Linked DNA regions of Homo sapiens: region 2 is linked to region 1. Evidence: read pairs that join two places in POLR2A ChIA-PET (ENCODE). Cell type or tissue: HepG2. All regions are shown on one strand. Links, peaks and the distances in the headings refer to the core of each region. The heading gives the core; the rest is flanking DNA.

What was found. Peaks named below come from ENCODE experiments on the same cell type or tissue, not always from the same donor. Only the 100,000 strongest peaks of a DNase experiment are listed, where the experiment ranks them.
Region 2: POLR2A ChIA-PET joins it to region 1 with 12 read pairs; 4 of 35 experiments call an interaction of 5 or more read pairs at or near these places.

The regions. Positions count from the first base shown.
Region 1 is chr1:93,270,563-93,281,087 of GRCh38, forward strand. CCDC18 (coiled-coil domain containing 18) reads left to right here. Exons shown (of 29, transcript NM_001378204.1): 28 at 1-252; 29 at 7,901-8,168. The coding sequence ends at 7,915. It also overlaps the pseudogene LOC100130531. Among named protein-coding and RNA genes, the nearest start is that of CCDC18-AS1, 70 kb to the right of the region's middle. RefSeq lists an enhancer at 6,186-7,153. In HepG2, for the core only: no CTCF peak of the experiment used is centred there; DNase peaks (open chromatin) are centred at 5,139 and 5,529; H3K4me3 peaks cover 1,167 bases.
Region 2 is chr1:93,215,867-93,226,391 of GRCh38, forward strand. CCDC18 (coiled-coil domain containing 18) reads left to right here. Exons shown (of 29, transcript NM_001378204.1): 13 at 770-880; 14 at 1,872-2,003; 15 at 5,743-5,877; 16 at 5,993-6,070; 17 at 10,467-10,525. It overlaps LOC107985521 (a long non-coding RNA gene), which reads right to left and starts at 9,825. Exons shown (of 2, transcript XR_001737683.2): 1 at 9,786-9,825; 2 at 4,601-8,505. In HepG2, for the core only: no CTCF peak of the experiment used is centred there; a DNase peak (open chromatin) is centred at 6,225.

The sequences.
Region 1 (10,525 bases), core at 842-8,841:
GAAGATCTTTCTGAAGAATTACTACAGGACTTAAAGAAAATGCAATTAGAACAGCCTTCAACATTAGAAGAAAGCCATAAGAATCTGACTTACACCCAGCCAGACTCATTTAAACCTCTCACATATAACCTAGAAGCTGATAGTTCTGAGAATAATGACTTTAACACGCTTAGTGGGATGCTAAGATACATAAACAAAGAAGTAAGACTATTAAAAAAGTCTTCTATGCAAACAGGTGCTGGTTTAAATCAGGTATGTATTTTATACACTGTAAACTGTAATAATTTGTTTCCAAAGAATATCATTTTATTACTTGGAAGAAAATTCATATATTTAAATGAAAAACTACTAATATTTGAAGAAGGAAGATTTTACATTTTATACATTAAGTAAAATCAATACCAAAAGACATTTTCTCTATTGCATGGTGTGAGACAATACGGGGAAAGAGAGAGGCAGAGGGAGACAGAACAGGAAGTAGAACGAAAAATAGGAAGATAGACATGAAAGTGCTTAAAAATAAAAAAATTAAAAAACTGAAAAAAAGAAAAATGGTAAGAAATATGCAGTGAGAGGAATCCAGAGAAAGTAGGTTCTGAGGTGAATGTTCTCATAACTTCGTCATAATTTACTGTTCATTTGGGCTCTGTATGTCAAAATAAGTTATTGCTGGCTATCACTGATCCTTGGAAAGTTGATTTACTGAATTAGCCATTATTTAAAAGCATGAATAAGGCCAACTGTCCTCATCCTTATAATTTTTCACCCTAAAATATTTATATTCATCTTTCCTTCTTTTGTCCCTTTTCTCTTTAAAAGAAAGATATATCCCTCTTCTTTTTTAGAGAGAAATTCTTGAACATGTACTTTCAAGCCTTTAATATGCTTGCCTGTTTTGCTTCTCTGCTTCCTGATTTAATCTGTATCTTCAGGCTTCTTTATTTCCCTCTTCCTTTCATTTCCAGACATCTTAAATTCATACCCACTCTAAGCTGGGTGCAGTGGCACATGCCTGCAATCCCAGCTATCCAGGAGGCTGAGGCAGGAGGATTATTTGAGCCCAGGAGTTTGAGACAAGTATGGGCAACATGGAGACCCCATCTCAAAAAAAATTTTTATTCATTCTATTTCTCCATTGTTGCTACCTCCTTACTACCCTTCCCACTTTGTAACTTACTGTATTTGTCTCTTGAATATTAAATTTACTGTTTTCTTGAAAGTCACAAAAAACTCTTTGTATAATAAACAAATTTAGTATCCTCTTTTTCTTCAGCTTTTGTAGATTTAACTGTCCATTCCCCCTTTTGATATTTTCTCTTCTCTTGACTTTTATGATTTAATATTTTTCTGGTCCTCTTCTTATTTTGAACTAATTACTTTCTCACTTTTCTGCTCCTCGTATTCCTTATGTTCCACAATATAGGATTTAATCTGTAGTTTGAGAATGGAAATAATCTCCTTTAGATAATGTCAGCTTTTTAAAAAATGCCTAACATCATTTTCAAACACATCAAGATAGCTTTGGTGGCCTGAACAGTTAAAAACTATTTTTTTGGAATAGATCCAAGACAAAGAAAAATTGTTGAGTGAGTTTTTCTTCATAATACTTATTTTTGCTGGCTTAAGTATATGTCTATCTACTTGTTTATTGATTGTCTCCCCCACTGAAAATGTAAGCTCTGTGTGGAGAGGGTATGGTCATTTCGCTTATTTCTATATTTCTAGTGCCTGGTATATAGTAGATGCTGAATGAATATTTATGAATGTATCAAGTGGCTAAATAAATTATATACAGTAAACACAACTGTAGTTTTAAATGCTAGATTTCATCAGGCTGTGCTGGCCAAAATTTCACTTTTAGCATATTACTTTTAGCACCCAAGAAGTTAAAGATTCAGTAAAGGTAACTGAGAAGTAATCAGTGAAATAGAAGAGAAATTAGGAGAGTATAATATTTCACAATGTATTTCAAGGAGGGTGAGATCAATTGTGTCCAGTGTTGCTAAGTAAAGTGAAGGTTGATTATTGACTATCATATTTGGTAATGTCGAGGCTTTTATGACCCTCATAAGACTGGCTTTAGCCTAACAATGGGAATGAAAGCCTGTTGTAGAGTGGGTTTAGCATAGAATGGAAAGAGAGGAAATAGAAACATCAAGAATAGACAACTCTTTGGATAAAGAGTAAAGCAGAGAAATGAGGGAGATGTGATGTCAAGGGAGAGTTTTTTGTTTTGCTTTTTAACATAAGAGAGAAAACAGCTGTTGGATATTGATAGGAATGATCCAGTAGACAGGGAAACAGCCATTCAAGACAGAGCAGAAGGAGTAAAATCCTTAAGGTAGGCTTAAGAAATGGGATACAGGAGAGCAGTAGAGGAGTTGGTCTTGGATAAAAAGGGGCAGTTCATCCACTGTGGTGGGAAGGCAGGCAGAATATGGGAGCACAGAAACACATGGAATGGAAGGTTTGATAGTGGGAGAGAAATTTCTTTATCAATTGCTTTTCTTTTCTTTTTTTTTTTGAGACGGAGTCTGGCTGTGTTGCCCAGGCTGGAGTGCAGTGGCGCAATCTTGGCTCACTGCAAGCTCCGCCTCCCAGGTTCACGCCATTCTCCTGCCTCAGCCTCCCGAGTAGCTGGGACTACAGGCGCCCGCCACCACGCCCGGCTAATTTTTTGTATTTTTAGTAGAGACGGGGTTTCACTGTGTTAGCCAGGATGGTCTCGATCTCCTGACCTCGTGATCTGCCTGCCTCTGCCTCCCAAAGTGCTGGGATTACAGGCGTGAGCCATCGTGCCCGGCCAATTGCTTTTATTTTCTTAGTGAGATAAGAAGCAGGGTTTTTAGTTAAGGCACAGTAAGATATTGGATATTTAAGAACAGGGAAGGTATGTGAAATGGTTACTTACTTTGGAGAGTAGGAAAGCATAAACAGACTAGCAAAGTCTAGTAGAATTGCCAGCCAGATAGTTCTGTCATGTGGAACAACCGTGCAAGATACAGGACATCTGGCATCATTTGTTTCTGCCTGTTGTATATCAGCAGCAGCATGTCCCTTTCTCCCCTATCACAATGACAAACAAAAAGTACCATCACAAATTTCTAGAATGTTCTGTAGAGGATGGTACTGCACCCTTTAAGAACCTCTGCTCTACTCCAGTGACCCTTGCAGTCATAGATATGCAAGACTCTCTTTTTGGTAAAAATCGCACCTAATTTATGCAGGATAAATTTGATAAGTACAGTGACAGACTGTGATCATAACAATACATAGCCTTTACTGTATGTCAAGCAAATCCTTTACATAAATTAACTCATTTAATCCTTATAACAACCCCCTGATAGGTACTATTATCTGAATAGTACCAAATAATAGTACCTAATAGTTCTACTGTAGTGGGTACTATTATTATCCTTATGATATGAGGAAACTGAGTCCCTGCTCTTAACCACTATATATAATCTTTACATAATTGTATTGGTATTTTCTTCAGTATGTCTAATTACATAGTTTGGTCTTGCAGTTGCTTAGCCAATTAAGGATTAAGAGTAGGAGTTAGCCAGGCGCGGTGGCTCACGCCTGTAATCCCAGCACTTTGGGAGGCTGAGGCAGGTGGATCACGAGGTCAGGAGTTCAAGACCAGCCTGGCCAAGAGGGCAAAACCCCATCTCTACTAAAAACACAAAAATTAGCTGGGCATGGTGGTGCGCACCTGTAATCCCAGCTGCTCAGGAGGCTGAGGTGGAGAATTGCTTGAACCCGGGAGGCAGAGGTTGCAGTGAGCCGAGACTGCGCCACAGCACTCCAGCCTGGGTGACAGAGCGAGACTCCATCTCTAAATAAATAAATAAATAGTAGGAGTTAAAAGTTACTACATAACAGATAGAATAATTTCTTACTCTGTAGGTTTTTGCAATATATATTTGAATTTTTCAAGTCATTTCACCTATTCAATTATCATTGAAGATCAATGCCAAATTAAAATATTCAAAATACTGGCCGGGCAAGGTGCCTCACACCTTTAATCCCAACACTTTGGGAGGCCAAGCAGGAGGATTACTTGAGACTAGGATTTCAAGGACAGCCTGGGCAACATAGCAAGACCCGATCTCTACAGAAAAATAAAATGAAAAACTAGCTGGGCATGGTGGCGCACATCTGTAGTCCTAGCTACTTGGAAGCTGAGGTGGGAGGATTGCTTGAGCCCAGTTCGAGGCTGCAGTGAGCTATTATCATGCAATGCAGCAAGAACCCATCTCTAAACAAAACAAACAAACGTAGCCTATTGTTAAACTTAAAGATTGGATTCTTAAAATCCTATCAAAGTTATATTCTGTATAAACATAGTTTTCTTGATTGTCAATGATACTCTACTGAGTTTTAAATGCATTGACCACTGTCAATACTCATAACTTTAAGCTCACATGGAACTCCTACAGCGCATGAGCCTCAGTTGCATTACCTGTGGTAGTGACCACCTCATAGTCATTTATATGTATGTTGCATTAATAAATATATACTACTCTGTAAAATTTAATGAAAGAGATGTATTTTTATTTTTTTGAGGCAGAGTCTTGTGCTGTCACCCAGGCTGGAGTGTAGTGGCACGAGAGCTCACTGCAACCTCCGCTTCCCAGGTTCAAGCAATTCTCATACCTCAGCCCCCTAAGTAGCTGGGATTACAGGCGTGTGTCACCATGCCTGGCTAATTTTTGCATTTTTTAGTAGAGATGGGGTTTCACCATGTTGGCCAAGCTGGTCTCAAACTCCTGGCCCCAAGTGATCTACCCACCTTGGCCTCCCAAAGTGCTGAGATGACAGGCGTGAGCCACCGCACCTGGCCTGAAAGAGACATTTTAAATTGGGATGTAGAGCCATGATCTGTAGCCTAGTTCAGGTCCTCGGCTTATTTCACCTGCCACTTAAGTATGACATTGCATTGGTCTCCTATTTAAAAGCAGGATTTTAAAACTCTTTTAAACCAAATAAATTATTATTTAAATAAAGAAATCCAGTATGTCAAATAGATTCAAAGGTAGTTTATCTGATTGGGGGTAGGATATGTCTGACCTTTACCCAGTTACTTAAATCTACTCATGGCTGCTCATGCAAAAGCTCCAGAGCAGCCCTGGATTAATCATTAAGGAAAATAAGCAGGAGCATAGGGGACTAAGGGGAATGCCACAGAGTTGTTTGCCCTAGCTATCATCCTCTTAATTCGTTCACTGCCACACTTGACTTTAGTAGAATTTTTAGTAACTGTCTTTATCTGCCAGTTCAAATTTAATCTGCACTATTAAAAAATCATTTTCTTTGGTATGATGAGTGACAAAAGTTTAAAAGTTTGATTTGAAAGTGTCATCAGGTATTACATTTGTTTCTTTACACATGGTGTGAGTTTCAAAACCAGCTACCTGGGTCTGGATAGCATTTGACTCATCAGCTGATTCGTCTAAAGGACTCTTAAGCAATTTTTTAAAGCAGTGGTAGGGCCAGGAGGCGCCATTGTTGGGCTGTGCAGAGGGTATCAGCTGGCCTAAATCCAGCTCTGCTTCAGAAAAGTGCAGTTTTAAAGTCCACTGGTACAATGAAAAGAATGTGGAAACCGATACATGAGAAGTGTTTAATAAGTGTTAGCTCCCTTGTGTTGCAGCCCAAATACTATTTTCCTAATGGTTAAGTACGTTGGCACTTCCATTGAGAGTAAAGCCTCTTAACACTGAAGTATTCTGCTTTCAGACTAACAAAAGCTTCAGAACTCAAAAAATTACACCTGTACACAATTTAGAACACAATATCAGCAAGTTCAGAGACTTCATATTAACTCCTATTCTAATCCTGTTTTGGATTAGAGCAGTGGAAGTGTTGTGAATACTGATTAATTAGCTAATTCACCATTTATTAGGAATTTATAAAAAGTTATTACTTCTATTTCTCTTATTTGTAAGTAGTTTTCAAGATATGGTACATATATCATGCAGTAAGATGAAAAATAAGAAATTAGGAAATTAGCTATAGGGAAAACAAAGATGAAAAAAAAATGTTAAACCAGGAGTACAGGTAATACCTAGAGACATGATAATATTTTCAAATTCACACCCTCAGTAAAGATGAAGGTATGACAAGAAAATTTGGCCCATATTTTTTTAAATCCCCTGGGCCTTTTTCCTCTATTTTTCTACTTTATGTTAAACTGCTTTTATATGCAAATAATTGTGTAGGGGTGGGTTGCCCCTACACACCTGTGGGTGTTTCTCGTAAGGTGGGACAAGAGATTTGGAAAAGAAAAAGACACAGAGACAAAGTATAGAGAAAGAAATAAGGGGACCCGGGGAACCAGGGTTCAGCATATGGAGGATCCCGCCAGCCTCTGAGTTCCCTTAGTATTTATTGATCATCTGTGGGTGTTTCTCAAAGAGGGGGATGTGTCAGGGTCACAAGACAATTGTGGGGAGAGGGTCAGCAGACAAACACGTGAACAAAGGTCTTTGCATCATAGACAATGTAAAGGATTAAGTGCTGTGCTTTTAGATATGCATACACATAAACATCTCAATGCTTTACAAAGCAGTATTGCTGCCCGCAGGTCCCACCTCCAGCCCTAAGGCGGTTTTTCCCTATCTCAGTAGATGGAGCATACAATCGGGTTTTATACCGAGACATTCCATTGCCCAGGGACAGGCAGGAGACAGATGCCTTCCTCTTGTCTCAACTGCAAGAGGCATTCCTTCCTCTTTTACTAATCCTCCTCAGCACAGACCCTTTACGGGTGTCGGGCTGGGGGACGGTCAGGTCTTTCCCTTCCCACGAGGCCATATTTCAGACTATCACATGGGGAGAAACCTTGGACAATACCTGGCTTTCCTAGGCAGAGGTCCCTGCGGCCTTCCGCAGTTTTTGTGTCCCTGGGTACTTGAGATTAGGGAGTGGTGATGACTCTTAAGGAGCATGCTGCCCTCAAGCATCTGTTTAACAAAGCACATCTTGCACCTCCCTCAATCCATTTAACTCTGAGTTGACACAGCACACGTTTCAGAGAGCACGGGGTTGGGGGTAAGGTTATAGATTAACAGAATCTCAAGGCAGAAGAATTTTTCTTAGTACATAACAAAATGGAGTCTCCTATGTCTACTTCTTTCTACACAGACACAGTAACAATCTGATCTCTCTTGCTTTTCCCCACATAATTGTCTTTTGTCTCTGTCTGCTCTTTTTTTCTTCTTTTAATCTTCCTTTTTCATTGATTTTTTCATGTAGCTATTCATCATCCTTGTTTATTGTGCTCTCAAACTATAACATGACACTGATGCCAAAATGTTATATTTATGTTCCTTTTTTCGAGTTTTAAAATTAGTTTAACCCCATATTCACACCCACCTCATCAAGCCAGAATTATTTGCTTTTATTTTTTATTTTATTTATTTTATTTTATTTTTTTGAGATGGAGTTACCCTCTTGTCTCCCAGGCTGGAGTGCAGTGGTGCGATCTCGGCTCCCTGCAACCTCCCCCTCCAAGGTTCAAGTGATTCTCCTGCCTTAGCCTCCTGACTAGCTGGGATTACAGACGCTCGCCACCACACCCAGCTAATTTTTGTATGTTTTAGTAGAGACAGGGTTTCACCATGTTGGCCAGGCTGGTCTCAAACTCCTGACCTCAGGTGATCCATGCACCTCGGCCTCCCAAAATGCTGGGATTACAGGCAGTGAGCCACTGCACCCGGCCTGCATTTTATATTCATGTGGTTCATTATTGACTTTTTATGATTCATATTTTTCAGTAGACTAAATATTTCTCACTCTCGCTTTAAATTATACTCCTGTTATTATGGTAGACTTTTAATGCTAAATCAGTTTAGGAATATTTCAAATATTAATCTATTATTTTGCATTATTCTAGGGAGAAAATGTGTAATTCAAAGAAGATACTGATGTGTTGAAAAAATGGAATTTTTGGTACTGTGCTGTTTACTTATTATATGTAGCTCATACTTCATAGAAGCTGTTATTTTGCTTTTGAATAAATTTTATATTTCAATATTTTAAAAGAAAGCCCTTCTAAAACTTAATTATATTTTTAAAGAAAATTTATTATTTTATTTATTGTTTTTTGGCTTAAACTTGCTGCTTTCTTTTGCTTTTTATATAAAAATCATTGTTAAAATGCATAAGTACATTGAGGAATGCAAATTTTTTTTTTTTTTTAATGAAAGGCCTCACATATTTATTACTGAACCCAGCCAACCAATGCGTTCATAACAGATGCAGAGAGACAAAATATATTCCCAACAAAACATGTCAAACTCTCCGGATAGTGGTGACATTTTCAGCCTGATATGGTAACATGATTGTGACCTTCAGACAGCATAAATATGTGTGCCATCTCATGTGCAATTCCTTATAGACCCAGCTTGGTTCTTCTCCATTGTCTCCTTTTGGTTTTATTTTATTAATAAAATCCTGATTTTATTACCAGTTTTCATCTGAATCCACTGGGGAATGGGACAATTTTGCTTTTGTTTCTTGGCCAGCAATCACTTAATCCTGAAAGTCTTGTGAGAAGACATGGCAAGAAGCAAAGTCAAGCACACACCATGATGGCAGAGAAAGGAAAAGAGGCGAGGAATGTCAGTTCTTAATCAGACTATTATTTGCTAATTTTTCTAGTATTACTTAATTTTTAAAATTAGTATAAATTTATAAGTCATTCTGCCACAGGTTTATAATTGTACTAATAATGGCTGACTTTCATTGAGTCAGTTTACTGTTTATCAGTGACTATTCTAGGCAGTTGTATTAGTCTGTTCTCATGCTGCCAATAAAGACATACCCCAGACTGGCTGGGCGCGGTGGCTTACGCCTGTAATCCTTGCACTTTGGGAGGCCGAGGCAGGCGGATCATGAGGTTAGGAGATCGAGACCATCCTGGCTAACATGGTGAAACCCTGTCTCTACTAAAAATACAAAAAAATTAGCCGGGTGTGGTGGCAGGCACGTGTAGTCCCAGCTACTTGGGAGGCTGAGGCAGGAGAATGGCATGAACCCGGGAGGCGGAGCTTGCAGTGAGCCAAGATCGTGCCACTGCACTCTAGTCTGGGCAACAGAGCGAGACTCAAAAAAAAAAAAAAAAAAGACATACCTCAGACCTCAGACTGGGTAATTTATAGAGAAAAGAGGTTTTTTGGTTTTGAGATGGAGTTTGCTTTTGTCACCCAGATTGGAGTACAGTGGCACCATCTTGGCTCACTGCAACCTCCGCCTCCTGGGTTCAAGCGATTCTCCTGCCTCAGCTTCCTGACTAGCTGGGATTACAAGTGCCCACCGCCATGCCTGGCTAATATTTTGTATTTTTTAGTAGAGATGGGGTTTCACGATGTTGGCCTGGCTGGTCTTGAACTCCTGACCTCAGGTGATCCACCCACCTCGGCCTCCCAAAGTGTCAGGATTACAGGCTTGAGCCACTGTGCCTGGCCAGAAAAGAGGTTTAATAGACTCACAGTTCCACATGGCTGGGAGGCCTCACAATCAATCATAGCAGAAGGCAAAGGAGGAGCAAAGTCAAGTTTTGCACAGCAGCAGGTAAGAGAGAGCATATGTGGGGGAACACCCCTTTATAAAACCTCAGATCTCATGAGACTTATTGACTATCACAAGAACAGCATGGGAAAGACCCACCCTCATGATTCATATTTTTTGAGGATTTAAAGGAAAAGATGGCCATAATGAGTGAATAGATGGGGAGGAATCTTAGACAAATACAAATCAATGAGTGGTACAAGGTAGAAACTTAGGGAGTCCCAATATTTTACAGGCAGGCAGAAAAGAAAATTGAGAATGGATGTTTAGAGATAAAATAACCAAATGGAAATTCTAGAACCAAAAAGTATAGTAGCTGAACATTTAAAACTCCCAATATTGGCTTAACAGCAGATTGGAGGTGACAGAAAAGTCAGTTGACTTGAAAGCAGATAAATAGTAAATTTCCACTCTGAAGAACAAAGAGAAATATGATTGAATAAATATAAAAAGAGCATCTAAGACCTGTAAGATAGTATTAAGAGAAGAAAGGGAAAATGGGGCAGGAAAAAGTTCTTATAGTTATGGCTGAAAATATCACAAATGTGGTGAAAAGATGACAACCTATAGATTTTCTAAGCTCAGCAAGCCCTAAGCAGGATAAAAAAAAAAATCCTGCTTAGTAATATAATAGTGAAAATTCTGTAAACCAAACACAGACATACCTTAAAAACAGAGACAGAAAAATCCTCATGTAGGGGAACAGTGATCCAAAAGAAGGCAGATTTGCCATGAGAAAGAGTGAGACACACTTTTAAAAGGACAACTGTATTAGTCTGTTCCCACACTGCTATAAAGAACTATGTGAGACTGGGTAATTTATAAAGAAAAGATGTTTAATTGACTCACAGTTCCACAGGCTATACAGGAGGCATGGCTCAGGAAGCCTTGGGAAACAAAATCGTGGTGGAAGGTGAATGGGAAGCCAGCATGTCTTACATGGCAGGAG
Region 2 (10,525 bases), core at 1,409-9,408, 54 kb before region 1:
GGATAATGAGTGTTTTGTGAATATCTTGTCTTCATTTTCACTGAGGACAGGATAAGGGTGCCTCATTAGGTAATTGTGGACCAGGACCACATGTGTATATCTTATACTCGATCTTCAAACCAGAGGCTGCAGTCATCTATAGGTACACTTTTTAAATACCTGCTTTCTCAGCTTAAAGTCTATAGCCAAGGCTGAGGAAAAAGAACTATAAGATAGGAACTTATGTTAATAATGAAGATGGAGATTTAGACAGTTTATAACTATGGCTACCAGTTTACTTAGGAAATTGCCAAATACTGGGATTAATAAGTTTTTTAAATTACAAAAATAGCACAGTCTTGTTAATATAAAAGGGGAAAAAGAAGAAAATGAACCATTGATAATTCTACCACCAGAAATAACTGCTGATAACATTTTATTGTACTTATTTCAGTCTTTAACAGCTACGTAAAAATAGATTAGGGTATTGTCCTTTTTGGATATAGGGGTCTGAATTAAATGACTTATGTTTTACATAGATAGAAGAAGTGATCCTTTGTTTTCAGTATTTGTTTTTCTTCTTAATTGTCACTTATTTTGTAAAATACTTATAATTATGTGGGTTAAAAAGTTATTCACTTTGCATCCTAAATGTTTATAACTGTAAGTTTGCCCAATTTACCTAGACACAATGTATTTGAACTTTGAAAGAGGAGCAGGTGTTTGATCTTAGAATGCAAAATCATTACCTTTAAAAAATAATTTTACATTTATTTCAATGTGTTTTCAGATGACAAAGAAATGTTCTCAACTTTTAACTCTTGAGAAACAGCTGGAAGAAAAGATAGTTGCTTATTCCTCTATTGCTGCAAAAAATGCAGAACTAGAACAGGAGCTTATGGTAAAACTTATCTTTGTTCCTACAAATTTACTGTGATTTTTAGGCACTTAATTTGTGACAGCACATTTGTTTTAGCATCATTATTATAAAATATATAGGAAAGTATAAATTCTACTAAACTCTTCTGATCATTTCTTGTTTATATTTTTAAGTTAATAGGCTTATATGGCAAGTTATCCAAGTTTTCTCTTTTTTTTTTTTTTTTTGAGACAGAGTCTCACTCCGTCGCCCAGGCTGGAGTGCAGTGGTGTGATCTCGGCTCACTGCAAGCTCTGCCTCCTGGGTTCACGCCATTCTCCTGCCTCAGCCTCCCGAGTAGCTGGGACTACAGGCGCCCGCCACCACGCCTGGCTAATTTTTTTTGTATTTTCAGTAGAGACAGGTTTCACCGTGTTAGCCAGGATGGTCTCATCTCCTGACCTCGTGATCCACCCGCCTCAGCCTTCCAAAGTGTTGGGATTACAGGCGTGAGCCACCGCACCCGGCCGTTTTCTCATTTTTATCCTAATAGGATTGAAGATAATGGTAGTTCTTTGATATGCTTCTTGATATTTAAAATAGTTTAAATCTTCTCGTCTTGATAAAGTATTTTTAGCCATTTTGTTAAAGTTTGAAGTATAAACTACTGTGGTTCTTTAAAGAATGGAGTATGACATATTTAATGGTTGACTAATGTACTTTTATGTAAAACTGCTTTTCAATTATACTTTTTTTTTGAGACAAAGTCTCACTCTGTGGTTCAGGCTGCAGTGCAGTGGCACAATCATGGCTCACTACAGCCGTGTCCTCCCAGGCTTCCCCCTGAGCGTCCCCAGAAGCTATGACCACAGGCGCATGCCACCACATCTACTTAGCTAATTTTTTGTATTTTTCATAGAGACGGGGTCTTGCCGTGTTTCCCAGGCTAGTCTTGAACTCCTGGATTCAAGCGATCTGCCTGCCTTGGCCTCCCAAATCAATTATACTCCTTTAAAGTGTTTTGTGTTTCTAGGAAAAGAATGAAAAGATAAGGAGTCTAGAAACCAATATTAATACAGAGCATGAGAAAATTTGTTTAGCCTTTGAAAAAGCAAAGAAAATTCACTTGGAACAGCATAAAGAAATGGAAAAGCAGATTGAAAGAGTAAGTAATACATATTTAGAATATGAGTGCTGAAAAGAAACTTAAACATTACTAGCCCCAGCATTTTTTATTTTGTAGACGAGGACACAAAGATACACAAAAGTTAGTGGCAAGAGCTGTAATTAGAATCCCAATCTTTCTGAATAATTTTTCAGTGCTTTAACAGAATATAGTATGCCTTCTGTTTCAGCTGTAATCATTATTTTTGACATTATTAAAGTAAGAGTAATTCTGTAGACTCCATTTCCCTAAAAATATCAGTTGCTTGAAGATTGATTGAGAGGAAAAAGCAGAATAAGAGAAGCACTCTTGACCTTGGGTTAAAAGTAGAAAAGAAAATTTGAGACCAAAAATGCAAGACACAGTAAAAAAAAATAGATACAGTAGTCCCTGCTTATCCATGGGAGAGACATTCCAAGACCTTCAGTGAATGCCTGAAACCACAGATAGTACTGAACCTTATATATTTTTTCCTATACATACATACCTATTATAAAGCTTAATTTATAAATTAGACACAGTAAGAGATTAGCAAGAATTCTAATAAAATCGACCAATTGTAACAAAATACTGTCATAAAAGTTATGTGAAAACTTGTTCTCATAAAAGTGTGTTCTCTCTCTTATGCCCTAGTGCCTCCTTTGCACTTTTTTTTTTTGAGATAGAGTCTCGCTCTGTCGGCCAGGCTGGAGTGCAATGGTGTGATCTCAGCTCACTGCAGTCTCCGCCTTCTGGGTTCAAGTGATTCTCCTGCCTCAGCCTCCTGAGTAGCTGGGATTACAGGTGCGCGCCACCAAGCCTGGCTAATTTTTGTATTTTTAGTAGAGATGGGGTTTCACCATGTTGGTCAGGCTGATGTCAAACTCCTGACCTCGTGATCTGCCTGGCTCAGCCTCCCAATGTGCCTGGCTCACGCAGAGGTGTGAGCCACTGCGCCCAGCCTCCTTTGCACTTTTATGAATGTAGGTTCTGTGAGTCATCTTTGAGAACAGCCTAGTTTCGCTGCAATTGAAGTCTTGCTTTGGATGGTATCTTTTCTCCTTAGCTTCTTCATCTCTGCTGGAAATGTGACAGCAGCTGCTTCATCAGCAGACACAGCTTCTCCAATAATTTTAATATTTTTCAGTCTAACCCTATTATTGAATCTGTGTAATCATCCCTTATTTGCAGTAAATGACTTGGTGTCACTTGTTTCAGGGGATCTTTGCTGAAGTCTTAATATATACTCAATATTTTCTGGTGCAACACATTGCAGTCAGTTGGAACATGTTTTCTGTTAATGCCTTCCACCTACAAATTTAATGCCTTTTCTATTTTAACTAAGCACTTACGCATTGTGGTTGTAACTTTTGTAGTTTGAGGTACAACTGCCATACTTGCATGAATTTATTTTTCTTCACAATTTCATGGATAGATTTATTCTTTATTGTAGATCTTAGCAACCTCAGCATGCAGTTTTTTTTCTTTCCTCATTAAGTCAAGAACCTTCACCTTTTCACTTAAAGGAAGCATGCTATGTCTTCTCTTTGACATATCCAAATTGGATCTGCATCCAGATAGCATCACTACTCTTTTGCTTTGGGGCCATTATTAAGTAAAATAAGAGTTCCTTGAACACAAGCACTGTGATACCATGGCAGTTGATCTGATAACCAAGATGGCTACTAAGTGACTAACGAGCAGGTAGCTTATACAGCATGGAAAATGGATCATTCTTGTCCAGAGCTGGACATAGTGGGACGTCATGAGATTTCATCACGCTGCTCAGAACTGCAATTCAAAACGTATGAATTGTTTATTCGTGGAATTTTCCATTTAGTATTTTCAGACCAGGGTTGACTGCAGGTAACTGAACTGTGGAAAGTGAAACCACGAATACCACAGGGCTGCTGTAATTTAGATGAGCTTAACAGAAGAATGGAGCAGACAAGAGGAAAAAGACAGTGAACTTGAATGTAGATTAATAGATATTATTCAGTCTGAGCAACAGAGAAAAAATTTTTTTTCCAAGAAAAGAAAGATTTATAAAAATATTGAACAAAGCCTCAGAGATATATGGGGAAGGACCTGGAAGATCTGATATTCTTGTCTTCAGAGTCAAAGGAGAGAATGAGATTAGTGCAGGAAAATATTTGAAGGAATAATGTCTGAAAACTTCACAAATTTGATGAAGGAAATAAATTTACAAATTTAAAAAAATCAAAGAGAACTACTTCTAGACACATCAAAATCCTTGCCAAAAACTAAAACAAAAAACTTTGAAAGCACCCAGAGATAAATGACACTGCATATAAGGGAACAAATGTTAAAATTACTGCAGATTTCTCATCAAAAACTATGGACATAAGAAGATGGAACAACATTTTTTAAATGCTGAAAGAGAAAAAAACTGTCATTCTATTTTATATCCAACAAAAATACTCTCTAGGAATGAAGGTAAAATAAAGACATTCTTAGATGAAGGACCGCATAGAGAATTTGTCACCAGCAGACTTGTTCTAAAAGAGAATGCTAAAGAAAGTTCCTCATGGAAAAAAAATACCTGAGAGAAACTTGGGACCTCAGGAATAAAGGAAGAACAACAAAAACAGTAAATATTTGGTAAATATAGGATTTTTATAATATCTATGGCAGTTGAAAGAAGAAATTATAACATTTACTGATGAGGTATATTGATATAATACATGTGACAACGACAGTGTAAAGGGGGAGGGGTAAAGGGGTCTATATTCTTAGTTTCTACATTTTGCCTTTTTTTCTTCAGCCGTTAAGTTCAGGGGTACACGTACAGGAGGTGCAGATTTGTCACATAGGTAAATGTGTGCCATGGTGGTTTGCTGCACAGATCATCCCATCACTTAGGTATTGAGCCCAGCATCCATTAGCTATTCTTCCTGATGCTCCCTCTCTCCCATCCCACTCCCCTATAGGCCTCAGTATGTGTTGTTCCTCCCCATGTCTTCGTGTGTTCTCATCATTCAGCTCCCACTTATAAGTGAGTACGTGCAGTATTTGGTTTTCTGTTCCTGTGTTAGTTTGCTGAGGATAATGGCTTCCAACTCCATCCGTGTCCCTGTAAAGGAAACGATCTCGTTCCTTTTTATGGCTGCATAGTATTCCATAGTATGTATGTACCACATTTTCTTTATCCAGTCTATCACTGATGGGCATTTAGGTTGATTCCATGTCTTTTCTATTGTGAATAGTGCTGCAATGAACATACACATGCATGTATTTTTATAATAGAATGACTTACATTCCTTTGGGTATATACCCAGTAATGGGATTGCTGGGTCAAATTGTGTTTCTGCCTCTAGGTCTTTGAGGAAATGCCACACTGCCTTCCACAATGGTTGAACTAATTTACACTCCCATCAGCAATGTAAAAGTGTTCCTTTTCTCTGCAACCTCTCCAGCATCTGTTTTTTGACTTTTTAATAATTGCCATTCTGACTGGCATGAGATGGTATCTCATTGTGGTTTCGATTTGCATTTCTTGAGCGATCAGCAATGTTGAGCTTTTTTTTTGTATGTTTGTTGTCCACATATATGTCTTCTTTTGAGAAGTGTCTGTTCATGCAAGTGATTTCATTTCTTCCTTAAAAAGAGAGAAGCTGAAGACAATTTGGCAAAATACAAAAATCTATGTAATTTCAATTATAGTGTCACATGTATTTAATATTTAAAATGTTTCAAAATTTTAAAATATTTAATATGAAAATTCTGTTTTCATGTTTAGCTTGAAGCTCAACTAGAGAAAAAGGACCAACAATTTAAAGAACAAGAAAAGACTATGTCCATGTTGCAACAAGATATAATATGCAAACAACATCATCTTGAATCACTAGATAGACTCTTGACGGAAAGCAAAGGGGTAAAATCATCCTTATAAAAGTGCTATTTAGAAGTTGACTAATATTTTATGTCTCTATAACTTGCCTTTAAATCTAATCAAATCTGCATACTTATACTTTTCTTACTGTTTTTAGGAAATGAAAAAGGAAAATATGAAGAAAGATGAAGCTTTAAAAGCATTACAGAACCAAGTATCTGAAGAAACAATCAAGGCTAGTATGCTAATACTTTATTTTTCTTTCTTTCCTTTTTTTTTTTTTTAACAGACAGAATCTCTCTCATTTGCCTAGGCTGGAGTGCAGTGGCATGATGATAACTCACTGCAACCTTGAACTCCTGAGCTCAAGTAATCCTCCCACATGAGCCTCCTGAGCAGCTAGGACAAGCGTGCTTCAACATGCCTGGCTAATTATTTTTTTCTATTTGGAGACATTCTTGTGGCTTTTTTACTTTTCTCTGTAAATTGTAAACATTGTACAGATAAAAGGCAATTCAGAGCTGACGATTTGATCTGACTCAATGAACTTAGTTCCTTTAAATGTATTTTCTTTAGAGCGAATTATGATCTTAATTATTTGATAGTTAATCATCTAGTTTGCAGGTTATCTAGCCTCTTTTTGTCTTAAAACAGTTTTTATAACCCTAAAAATTGTTTTAAATTTTAGCTATAATTGCTACTTATTAACATTACCAAAAAAAAAGAAAATTACCAGAGGAAGTGGAGGAAGAGAAAACTAAAAGTGATTCAATTTTGCTTGTTTTTATCAGTTGGCTTGTAAGATTAATTGAGATAAAGCCAGAATTTCTAGCTAAAATACGGCTTTCTGGCTAGTATATCTTCATGGTTAAAAACATGGGCTTTGTTGTTAAATTGGGTTTCAGTGTGGCTTCAAGTGCTTACCCACTCACTGTAACCTTAGCCAGGTTATTTAACTCTTTGAACTTTAATTTCTTCATCCACAAAATAGGAATGACAATACCCTAGAAGAGCATTAGTGTGAGAATTAAATGAAACAGGGTATATAAAGTGCTTAGCACATACTGAGTTGCCCGAAGTTTTGTAACTAACTGCTATATATTTAGTATTTTCTCTTGCATTTTTAGTGTTAAACGTAGGTCCAAATATGCTATGACGTTTATTCTGTCATATGTAGCTTGAATATAAAAGATTTGCTTTAAAGATACGATGTTATTTTTTCCCTATTCTGTTTTTAATTCATTTTGTGACTGTGTATGCCCATGTAGACATGTGTTTATTCATAAATATTCCTGTAGTATTCACCAAAACTCTTAACATTTAATGCAATGTCAGTTCATTTCCCTGTGTAAGAATAGCCCCAAATTTCATTAATATTAAAAAATGATTACTGTACAGAGATTGTAGGCATGAAATACTTTTATTAGATAAAACTCATGCAGCCACTTAACTCCTGGTTTTCATTAAACTACCTAACGTAACTGGGCAGTCATCTGGTGAGGTATTTCCGTGTGTTAATAGCCAGATATGAGATGGAAAAGAAATCAGCAAAAGAATGAAGTATGATGTTGGATTTTATTCCTTTAACATCTTTAGCAGGTTTGCTGTTTGGGGAAAAATCAAAATGAGTAAGAAATATAGAAGCCAAATTCCTATGATTTAAGCTATATTGACTGATTCTACACATAAGTTATTTATAGCAGCAAAATAGAAGCCTGAAGTCTACTTCTCTCCTGATTATGTCATTACTACCTTCCTTTCATGACTTTTGTTCATGTCTCTCAACATGCCTCAACTTGTTCTCTGCAAAAGAAATATGAATTTTTTTATCTATAGGAAAGTTATAAGGGTCAGTTTAAAGTTGTATCACTAAGCTAAAAGGTTGATGATAAAATTCTGAACTGGTAACAAGAAATCAGTAAATTAAACCAGTTGTTACCTGCTGTTAAATGGAAAATTGAAAAGGTGCTTATTAGACTTACAGATTTTATTTCTTTTGTTTTGTTTTCCTCTTATTTTCTACTTTAGATTCCCCAAAACCCCCACAAAAAAGTCTTAAACATAAAAGAAGAGTTTACCTTCTTTTTTTGAAGATGCATAGCCTAGGGCCCTATCTGGTTGTCTCCAGATTGTGCACCTGAGGAGCTTCTTTGGTTCAGCAGAGTGGTGTTTGTTTTTGTTTTGATTTCATTTATTTATACACACACACACACACACACACACACACACACACACACACATTTGCAAGTGGTTTGTATACAATGCAAGATGTTTATCTGTATGAGATTCAGACTTTCAAACTCTGTTCAAATAAGAAATTCAATAGAGTAGCGGATGTTTTGGGTTTTTAATTAGTTTTTTATTAGCTATAATTGATTTATTTCTAATTTATTTTTTAAAATTTCAAGCCCACAAAAAATTGAAAAAATAGTCTACTCCTCACCTAGATTCACTCTCTGTTAAACTCTATTAAACTCTAGGTACACTCACTTTATCTCTCTCTACACATACACATGCATGCATGCTTGTGTGTGTCCCTACCAACCCACCTCCCTTTTGCCAAACCGCCTGAGAGAAGGTACGGATGTCATAATACTTTACCCCTTTAATACTTAACATGCATCTCCTGTGAACAGAGAATTTCTTCTGTATGGCCACACCACCACTACACTACAGAGAAAGTCAACATTAAGTTAGTAATATCATTCAACATTGTCCGTACTAAAATTTCCCCAATTACTTAAAATTGTCCTTTATAGCCTTGCTACTCAAAGCATGGTCTGTGAACTAGCAGCATCAGCATCACCTGGAAGCTTTGAAGAGTATCTAGCCATGCCCCAGACCTGATTCACCCCAGTGAATCAAGTGTGATGACACAAAATTTAAGGAGACACTCTCAGGATTATATACCTTATTTAATTTGATGACTGCCAGATCTCATTATTTTAAGGGCATACATTTTCATTGATAATTAGCAAACTAACTTTGGGGTGAGTCTTTGAGGCCATGTGAATATCCTGTTCCTCAATAACCTTATAATCAATGGCTTTCATATCTAATGATGAATCTTGCCCAAATGAGTTATTACACTGTTAACTATTAGGTAGTGATATTCTGACAGAATCATAGGTTTTATTTATTTTCTCTGTGTGAAGGATGATACAAGTCCCAATGCCCATTCTCTTTCATAAAAAAGAAAATTTCTAAGTATTTATAATTTTCATAAAACAAATGTTAATTAGTCATTCAGAATTACAGATTTTTTAGCTGTTAATGATTTCATATACAGACTATAAGGGTGGTGTTCAAAAACTGTGTATCTTATAAGATTCCCTTTTTAGAAATAAGAGTGGCAAAGATAATTTCATGATGTAGAATAGAATCTGCAAGAGAGAATGTTTTTCTCGTTTTTTCATCTGCTAAGAAATCTAAGATTTCTTTCACTTTTTCAAGACTGCTTACTAGAACATTATTAGCATTAAGAGGAAGAACACCATTGAGAAGCTCAAATTTACAATAAAGAAAACAAGGAGCAAGACAAGAATCTTAATAGATGAGATGTGGAGCATGTATGCAATATGTGCGCCTTGAACGAAAAGTACCAAATTTGAGTTGCTCTTTGGTATTAAGGTAGTAAAGCAGTGGCAACTATATGAACACTTGGACCAAGTTAAATTGCTGCCTTTCTGAAAATATTTTCACTGTTTCAAAGCAAAGAAGGTTTCACTTCTTTTTTTCTAGCTGACAAATTATTTTCTTAGTAACTTCAGCATTTCAAAATATTCTCACTTAAGGCCAGGCAAGGTGGCTCACACCTGTAATCCCAGCACTTTGGGAGGCCAAGGCGGGTGGATCACCTGAGGTCAGGAGTTTAAGACCAGTCTGGCCAACATGGCAAAACCCACTCTCTACTAAAAATACAAAAATCAGCAAGACATGGTGGTGCATACCTGTAATCCCAGCTACTCAGGAGGCGGAGGCAGGAGAATTGCTTGAACCTGGGAGGTAGAGGTTGCAGTGACCCGAGATCGCACCACTGCACTACAGCCTGGGCTACACAGCAAGACTTTGTCTCAAAAAAAAAAAAAAAATCTCACTTAAGCATCATTAACAGTATGCTAGTTTGTACTCACTTTCCTATTTTTCTTATTCAAGGAGGCTTAAGAAGTAGGTTTAAATACCACTTACCTTTTAAAGAAAAGTTTTTAGAGTGTTTGGCCTACAGGTTCTTGACAGTTGGCCCTAGTTTATCTTGTCAATTGTGGCTCCCAAATAACCATTTCCTACAAATTCATCTTCTTACTACCCTAGGCTTTTGCCAACTTCTCACCACTCCCTTTCGCAGGGCCTTGCTTCTGAGCATACTCCCTTTTCCTGGAATGCCCTTCTAAACTTGTCCAACTCTTGTTTATTCTTCAGGATTCCATACCTTGGTTTTCTCTTTGGTTTCCTCATTTGCAATGAAGAATTAGTTTACTCAATAAATATCTTCTATAATGGCATTTTATATCCTAAGTAGGACTGTATATTCACTATTTGAAGCAGTCAGGTAACATTAGGAGATAAATCTGTAAAATATTGAGTATATCGTTTTGTGTTTTTTTTTTTTTTTTGCTTTTTTTCCTGCTTAGGTTAGGCAACTAGATTCAGCATTGGAAATTTGTAAGGAAGAACTTGTCTTGCATTTGAA